Regions from separate parts of the Homo sapiens genome. Here region 1 is linked to region 2. The links are chromatin contacts, found by Hi-C in ENCODE. All regions are on one chromosome and are shown on one strand. The core of a region is the stretch at or near the end of the contact, and the rest is flanking DNA. Distances in the headings are between cores, read along the strand shown. Region 1 overlaps LINC00607 (long intergenic non-protein coding RNA 607). Region 2 has its middle 82 kb from the start of MREG.

Region 1 (3,963 bases), core at 1,092-3,591, 200 kb after region 2:
AGCTACATAAGTTGATATAGAGAGTTGAGATGTGTTTACACAGTGCTCAACTGTGTAATTAAGTAACTTACACAAAAAATATCTGCTTAATAGAATGTTTGGTACGAAAGACCTAAAGCCTTTTTTTAATTAGTCTTTTTCCTTTTAAGCTTTTAAAAACTTATTTGAAAAATATTCTGTATTCTGTGGACATATTTAAATTATCTCACTAGCATGTGACTATAGACTTCATGGAGAAAAATTCCTAGTGGTTAGATAACACTCATATTGCTATATATGGAGGGATAAGTAAATTGTTGAGTATGTAAAAAGTATCACATGGAAACACCGACTAACCAACAGGTATGTATTTTAAAATTCCCTCCACAAACAGATTCTAGAAGTTGCTACTGACCTCTTCAGAACAAAAAGGGTCAGGGAAAGGCTGGATAAGGAGAAAGACAAAATTCTCAACTGTATCACACTGGTATAGTGAGTCAGGACTAATCACAGGCAGAACACCCTCAGGTTAGGGGTTAGAATGGCTATTCCTCATCTTCTGGCTACTTGGTATTCATTCCACCTTCTTACTCTCTTTTTTTTTTTTTCTTTTTTAGACAGGGTCTTGCTCTGTTGCCCAGGGCTCAAGTGATCCTTTTGTCTCAGCCTCCCGAGTAGCTAAGACTATGGGCTTGTGTCACCACGCTCAGCTATTTTTTTTTTTTTTCTAGAGACAGGATATTGTTATGTTGCCCAGGCTGGTCTGGAATTCCTGTCCTCAAGGTATACTTTCACCTTGGCCTCCCAAATTGCTGGGATTACTGGCATGAGCCACTATGCCCAACCCATTCTACCCTCTTTGATAAAAGCACCAATTTCCTTTGAGGAAACCATTCTCCACGAACCTGTGTAGCTTCCGTGGGACTGTAATTGAAGGGGTGTGATTGTCTCTGGATAATTCCAGATTGGTCATTTTATCCTGGGAATTTGAAGCTTGAGCTGAGTGAAAAAGATCAGAAAAATGATCAAAGAGGCACTTCCTATCAGTTCTATCTGGATTCCAAGAGCTGCCCTCTTTTTCTGGGTTGGGGAGGCACAGATTTTTTTGAGCTCTATTTCCAGCTTTATCTTTTATTTAGTGGTCTAGAGGCCATTCCTTAATTTGGACTTTATGTTTTACGCACACACTATCTTTCTCTGATAATATTCATACAAGAATTTCTGTTTTAACTTAAGCCAGCCAGAATCAGTCTCTGTTCTTGGTCACCAAGCAGCCCTTGGGGTGCTTTTCTTTACACACAAAATATATTTCTGATGAAAATAGCTTTTGATAAATTGTCATTTTAAAACTCACTATTTAAGTGAAACCAATGGTGAAATAAGTATAAAACAATCACCTTTGTATGTCCATTTTGGAAATCAGTTATTTTCACATTTTAAGTTGTCTTCAAGTGAGTTTTACCTGAATTGTGCTTTTATTTATTTATTTATTTATTTGTTTGTTTGTTTGTTTGTTTTTATTTATTTATCGAGATGGAGCCTCACTCTGTCACCCAGGTTGGAGCGTAGGGGCGCAATCTCAGCTTACTGCAACCGCCACTTCCTGGGTTCAAGCAATTCTCATGCCTCAGCCTCTCGAGTAGCTGGGATTACAAAAAAGTACCATCATGCCCCATAAATTTTTGTATTTTTAGTAGAGATAGGGTTTCACCAAGTTGGCCAGGCTGGCCTCAGGTGATCCACTTGCTTTGGCCTCCCAGAGTGCGGGGATTACAGGTGTGAGCCTGGCCTGATTGTGCTTTTAATGAATATAGTTGATTATGCCGTGGCTGTGACATAACTTGACTTGGGGCCTCTCTAACCCTGCATAGTCAATTATGGTATGCATATGAGGCTCCACTGTGTATACAAAGCAAAGATATTATCTTATTATTAAGCTTGTATGGACAAGACTTAATAGGAGTTGTGTGCAGGCGGGTCAAGCACCTCTTGTGGCCACACATTTGCTGAGTGGAAACAGCAGATTTGGCTTAAGTTCCCTTTTTTGAACTTTCATAATTAAGAAAGGACTCTCAGTGTTTTATCATTTTGAAATTGCAATGTGTAATAGGAACTAATGAATCACTTTGCCATTATGAAAACCGAAGTAAAATTAGAATGTTGTTTTGCAAAAGCACATTGGCAGTTGTTCTGCTCAGAGTTGTGTAAGTTAATCTATGTGTGGCAGTTCCATGAGCCTTCAAATATATCTACACCCTGACTTCTGGCCTCTGTGGTTTGGATCAGCATGTTCTTCCTGTTGAAGTGCCCCCTCCACTGAGACTTTGCCTGCTCAAGTTCTACTCATCTCCTAAGGCCAAACCAAACATTACCTTCCCCTGAAACCTTGCTGAATTTCACCCAGCAGAATTAGTCATTCCATCATTTTATCCTTTCTTCATCCCATTGAAGATCCTATCGCCTCATCTAATAGATTGTGGCATGTTGGAGAAGTGGGAGAGGGCACTGGCTCAATGCTTTATGCAGACTCAATACCTGTAGTCAAATTAGCTTATCTCCTTAGGTACTGAACACCCTGCTCCCTCACTGAACAGAAAACCCCTTTAATACATTTCTCAGATGATCTAATACATGCAGCATTGTCAAGAGACCACAATTATTTGCAGAAGGACTTCAATAATGCACATGGGGGAAACCAACATATCCTCATTGCCTTGTTTATTTGTTTCAATTTAAATGCTATCAAATGCTTCACACTTTGAACACTCTGAATTGGGGAGATTCAGCAATGCTTTTTAGGGATAAATCCCTTCTACTGAGGAAAAAGAACTTCAATTTACCAATCAGATAGGAGAGAGATGTTTCATTAGTTTTCTTCTTTCCTGACCTAAAACCACATCTGTGCCAATTTGGAGTTAGCCATGCTCTTGCTCATCTCTGGGTAAATAGGAGTTTGAACAGTGGCCTTCATGAGTCCCTGTGGCTCACATGATCCAGTGTAGAGGCCACTCCTTAATTTGGACTGTAAGTTTTATGCACACACTATCTTTCTCTGGCCACCACTCTTTGTATTTCTGTCTGCTCAGAATGTTCTACCTTTAGTTCTTTGCCTAGCCAAATTCTGCTCATCCTTTGAGACCCTACTGCTACTCCACCACTAACTTTAAAAAAATACTTTGAGTGCCTTTTAGTAGCCAGGGAGACAAGGCAGATAAGAACCTGCATTGAAGAGTTTACATCCCAGTAAGGGAGACAGATAAGTAAAAATAAGTAAGATAATCACCAACTGTGGCAGATTTTCTGAAAGAAATGCACAGTGTAGTATGACAGCATGCCTGGGAGCAGGATTTTTTCAGGAAGGTTGTATTGAAAGGCCTCTCAGAGGAGGTGATATTGGAGGTTAGCCCCAAAAGGGAAGGTTTTTTGATCCTTCTAACTGTGTTCAGCACCCCTTCTTGGTGCTTTTATTATCTCTCTTGTTTCTTAACACATCACATTGTTAGCCACATCTATGTATTGCAGTGGTGCCTGGTGAATGTCTAACAAAAAGCCCAAATTTATAGTGTTTGCCAATTTCTGTGGTGTAAATACTCTCACTCTCACCATGGCTGATTTCAAGCTACTAACTTGATGTCAATGAAGTGGAATTGAGAAGAGATGCAGAGAATTGGCTCTTGGGAGCCAATGAGACCCAGCTTAAGCCAGCTTCAGCATGTCACTGTGCCTGTCTCTCCCACCAGGCTGTTTACTCTCTTTGAGGTAGTAGTAAATATTTAACGAATCAATGAATTTACCCATGTACAGGTACCTACTCAATCTAAATCCATTGTTTTTAGTGTTATTATTATTAACCATAGACTCCAAAGATGACACATGAATGGGAGTAAGAGTTATGTAACTATTGTATGTGCTTTTTTGAAATTCAATGATAAAAATATTTATGAAGCCATCAGCATTCTTTACAATATTGGTTCTTCTCATCAA
Region 2 (3,966 bases), core at 433-2,932:
GCCCAAGCTGGAGTGCAATGGCACGATCTTGGCTCACTGCAACTTCCTCCGCCTCCCGGATTAGAGTGTTTCTCCTGCCTCCACCTCCTGAGTAGCTGGGATTACAGGCGCTCACCACCATGCCCAGCTAATTTTTTGTATTTTTAGTAGAGACGGGTTTCACCATGTTGGCCAGGCTGGTCGTGAACTCCTGACCTCAGGTGATCCACCTGCCTCGGCCTCCCAAAGTGCTGGGATTACAGGCATGAGCCACTGTGCCCGGGCTTATTATTTTTATAATCTAGGTAAACAAGTAGTTTCCAACCATAACAAATGCTGGCCTTTTGGTTGGGGTAGTTTGGAATATACCCAATTATGCTTTCTCAGTGAATGAAGTGAATGAATGAATAATTATAGAGGAAGCTCCAAGGCACATGGTGTTAGGAAGATACTGCCCACTGACTCTCCTTTCAGTAAACCTTCAGATTTTTGCTGGCACTGTCACCAGTAACTTGCATCTATGGGCAGACAGGTGGGCAGCCCCCGGGAGGGCTCAGGAGGGTATAAAATCTCTCAGAATGGCAAGGAGAATTTCCCAAAGGATCTGATGGCATCCTCAGCCAAAGACATAATGCCATCAGCAAAGTGGTGAGGATGAAGGCAGGGCACCTTGGTGGGTATAGAAAACAAGGGAAGCTTGTCTTTCCAACTGCCAAAATGCTGCTAAGCCTCCCCCTTTTTGTAGCTCTCTGTGTCCGCTAGGTTACATCTTAACCTGTATTAATGTACCTTGTATCCTTTGCCCAGGTCTGTTGGGTGCCTTTCTGTCACTTTTCTCCTAAAGAAAACAGATCCAAGTTTAAAAGGCTTCTGTTATTCTAGGAGGACCTAGGTCTCTGCAGATAAGCCTCAGCAGCTGGGAGTGGCACGGGGCTGGGGCCAATAGGGTGGGGGGCCAAGGAGAGTGGGGTGAGGAGAGGCAAGGGAAGGGTGGGAGTTCTGGATGGCTGAGTGCCTGTAGGTCTGGTTTTTCTACACCAACCCCCCTTTAAAGAGATCAGCTATAGATTATGTATATGTATCTATTCTTTGTAACATTGTCATTCCAAATATCTCATGTTTTTCCCTTAAATCATTTCATTGCTGGGGAAAAATGGTGAAAATCACTGGCATACACAGATCCAAAATCACCCCTTATTTATAGATTGTAGCCGATTAAATAGTTTCCCCAGAATTCACTATTCACTGAAGAGTTCAGGGTGTCCAGAAAAAAGTTAAGGCAAAAGCAGGATTATTTCCAACAATTAACACAATCTATTCCGTTTACTCCAGAGAAGGCTGATAAACCACCTTAGAGGGCTTCTGCCCTTCAGGGACTCTCAGGCACATAGTCCTGTCTTTGAGTTTGAGTCTGAGGGGAAGCTGAGATGAGGCTGAGATGCAGGTGAGATGCATGCCAAGGCTGTGTGATGTTCCGTCTCTCTGGAATTAGGACAACCTGCGTCCTTCTCCTGTGAACATCTATGGAAGCAGCACCATAAACACTCGGGTGAGTGCTTCTCAATGATTTCCACGAGTGGATAAATGTAACTGATTTGCCTCTTACAATAACACACAGATCCTCCCATCTCCAACGAGGGGCTTTGCAGGATTCTGATTGAACACTAGATGCCGCTGTTGACTCACTCTGTGTTCTGTGAGCTTCAAGATCTCATCCCTCAGTCCCCATCAGGAGAGACAATTTTTAAAAGCCTGAGTCAATTAACGAAGTTCTGTCTATTTTTCCTCATTTAGTGATTGATTTAGAGGGTTTTTATTTATTCATTTTTTGGTGAATTTCAGAGGTTGTCTTTTTCTTGGAGAACATTTGGAAATTGGCAGAAAATGAAACAACGAAAGGGCATCGATGTCTTTTAAAGAAGAAAGGTCAACTCAGACTAAAGGCTTGTAAATAAGATCATTTTTGGATTTCTGAGTTTCTGCCCCAGAAAAAATTCAAGTAACTCTCAGGCCTACCTGTTTCTCTAGTTCTGTAGCATGCCAAATTGTGTTTGTCTTCGGCATGTATTTGAATATTATAATCTGAGATATGCCGGATAGCTGCCTCTACTGCATTCCAGGTTGCTAGTGTCATTATTGGTTTTCTACTTTCTAAAGCAACTTTTTACTTTGGCAAATTTTTAAAACAAAAGGGGAAAGACTAGTGAAGTGTGCTCCAAATACCCATTCCTTTGAAACCTACCAAATTTTAAATAATTATCGAATTAATTTTCCTCTTAGGCAGGGTGGTAAAGGGGATGCCTCTCTCAAAAGGCAGATTACTAAAAGTGATTTGGAAACACAGAACATTGCAAATAAAACCGGAGAGCCCTTGCTTCATTTTTCTGTCTTCAAAATTCCTTGATTCTTCCAGAACAAATATGACTCAGACTTGGAGAGAGCTTTATCTCTGTGCTTCAATAGCAAAAGTACTCAGAACATTTATCATATTGCATTGAAATACACGTTTACATTACTGTGTCCCTGTCCCCCAGAAAAGAAGACCTCTTTTAGGGTAGCACCAAATCCTGGTCAACTACAAATCCTGGTCGTCTTTGTATCCCTGTGACCTGATCTTTTCATAGTGATCGCGCCACTGCACTCCATCTTGGGCAACAGAGTGAGACCCTGTCTCAAACAAAAACAAAAACAAAAAGCAAATATTTATAGAAGGTGTTTGAATAAAAAGAAAAGATTGGATCCAGTTTCTAGTGGGTAAGGCAGATGAGAACAGAGTAGACAAACAAACAAGGTAACTACAATTTGCAAGCAGTGCTGTAACAGGAACACTGGATGAGATAAGGTGGAACTGAGTGGGGCCCCTCTGCACAGGGTGGTCAGGGGCCTCTTCTCTGAGAGAGGTCTGAGTTGGGACCCTTAAAGGATGAGTCACAGCCAGTCAGTCATGCAAAGATGTGAAGGAAGAGGGGCCCAGGCAGAGGGAACAGCAAGTGCAAAGGGCTGGAGGCGATAAAGGCTTTGGCATAGCTGAGGGCGAAAGGGAGCAGAGCATGTCTGGAGTAGCTTAGGGGGTCATGATGAGCAGAGCGCTGGAGGCACGAGGAAGGGTGGATCTTCAGTTCCTGCCTTGTGCGACCAGAGAAGGGTGTCTGCCTTGGAGAGCCAGGAGCTGACTTATGTTGTGAAACAATAACTTGCCATGCATTGCGAATGGATCAGAGGATGGCAAGAATGGGAACAAGATGTGTCAGAATTGAGAGAGGGTGATGGTTTGGACTAGGTTGGTGGCATTGAGGAGGAGCATAAATGGGTGAAGTGTGAGGTGTATTTTGGAGAGGTAATGGACAGGAGTTGCTGATGCATTTGAATTTGGGGGATGGTGCAGGAAGAGGAGAAATCAAGGATGACTCATAGCTTTCTAGCTGTGGCAGAGTGTGGGGCCATTTGCTGAGTTAAGGATGTCTGGGAGAAGAGGCTAGATCAGAACAGAATCAATTTTGGATCATTTTGATGAAACACCATGAGTTCCTCCCCAGACCCCCAACAATTGGAGAACTTATTTTGTTTCTAAGCACAATATTCTAAGTAGAATATTGTGGGGGTTTTTTTGGTAACAGCTTCATTGAGGTATAATTCACATACTATGCAATTCACCTATTTTAAGTATATAATTCAATGGTTTTCAGCATATCCACAGAGTTGCAATCAATTTTAGAATATTTTCATTACCCTAAAAGAAACTGTACCCTATTGCAGTCACACCTCCTTCATTCTTCACATCTACCCTCCTCATCCTAAACCCTAGGCAGCCACTAACGTAGTTTCTGTTTCTAGATTTATGTGTTGTGGACGTTTGTGTAAGTGGAACCTATGGTTATATGGGACCCTTGTTCCTGACTTCTTTCACTTAGTATAATGTCTTGAAGATTCAACCGTATTGTCGCATGAATCATAATTGTATTCCTTTGTATTGTGGAATAATTTCCT

The links. A loop is a pair of places that touch in the nucleus more often than their neighbours do. Pooled maps may share reads with other maps.
Region 1: a loop to region 2 is called in a pooled map, with 2.5 times the contacts of the local background. The contact joins two enhancer-like sites. A Hi-C loop is called at or near these places in 3 of 168 maps with a recorded cell type or tissue (Caco-2, chondrocyte and endothelial cell of umbilical vein), 1 of 37 single-sample maps with no recorded cell type and 4 of 50 pooled maps.

What each region holds. Positions count from the first base shown.
Region 1 is chr2:215,726,954-215,730,916 of GRCh38, reverse strand. All of the region lies in intron 5 of LINC00607 (long intergenic non-protein coding RNA 607), which reads left to right. Among named protein-coding and RNA genes, the nearest start is that of LINC01614, 11 kb to the right of the region's middle. Within about 2 kb of position 2,341, at least 6 of the 41 ENCODE cell types and tissues checked have a DNase peak (open chromatin) inside an H3K27ac peak, as active enhancers do.
Region 2 is chr2:215,929,132-215,933,097 of GRCh38, reverse strand. No RefSeq gene overlaps it. Among named protein-coding and RNA genes, the nearest start is that of MREG, 82 kb to the left of the region's middle. Within about 2 kb of position 1,682, at least 2 of the 41 ENCODE cell types and tissues checked have a DNase peak (open chromatin) inside an H3K27ac peak, as active enhancers do.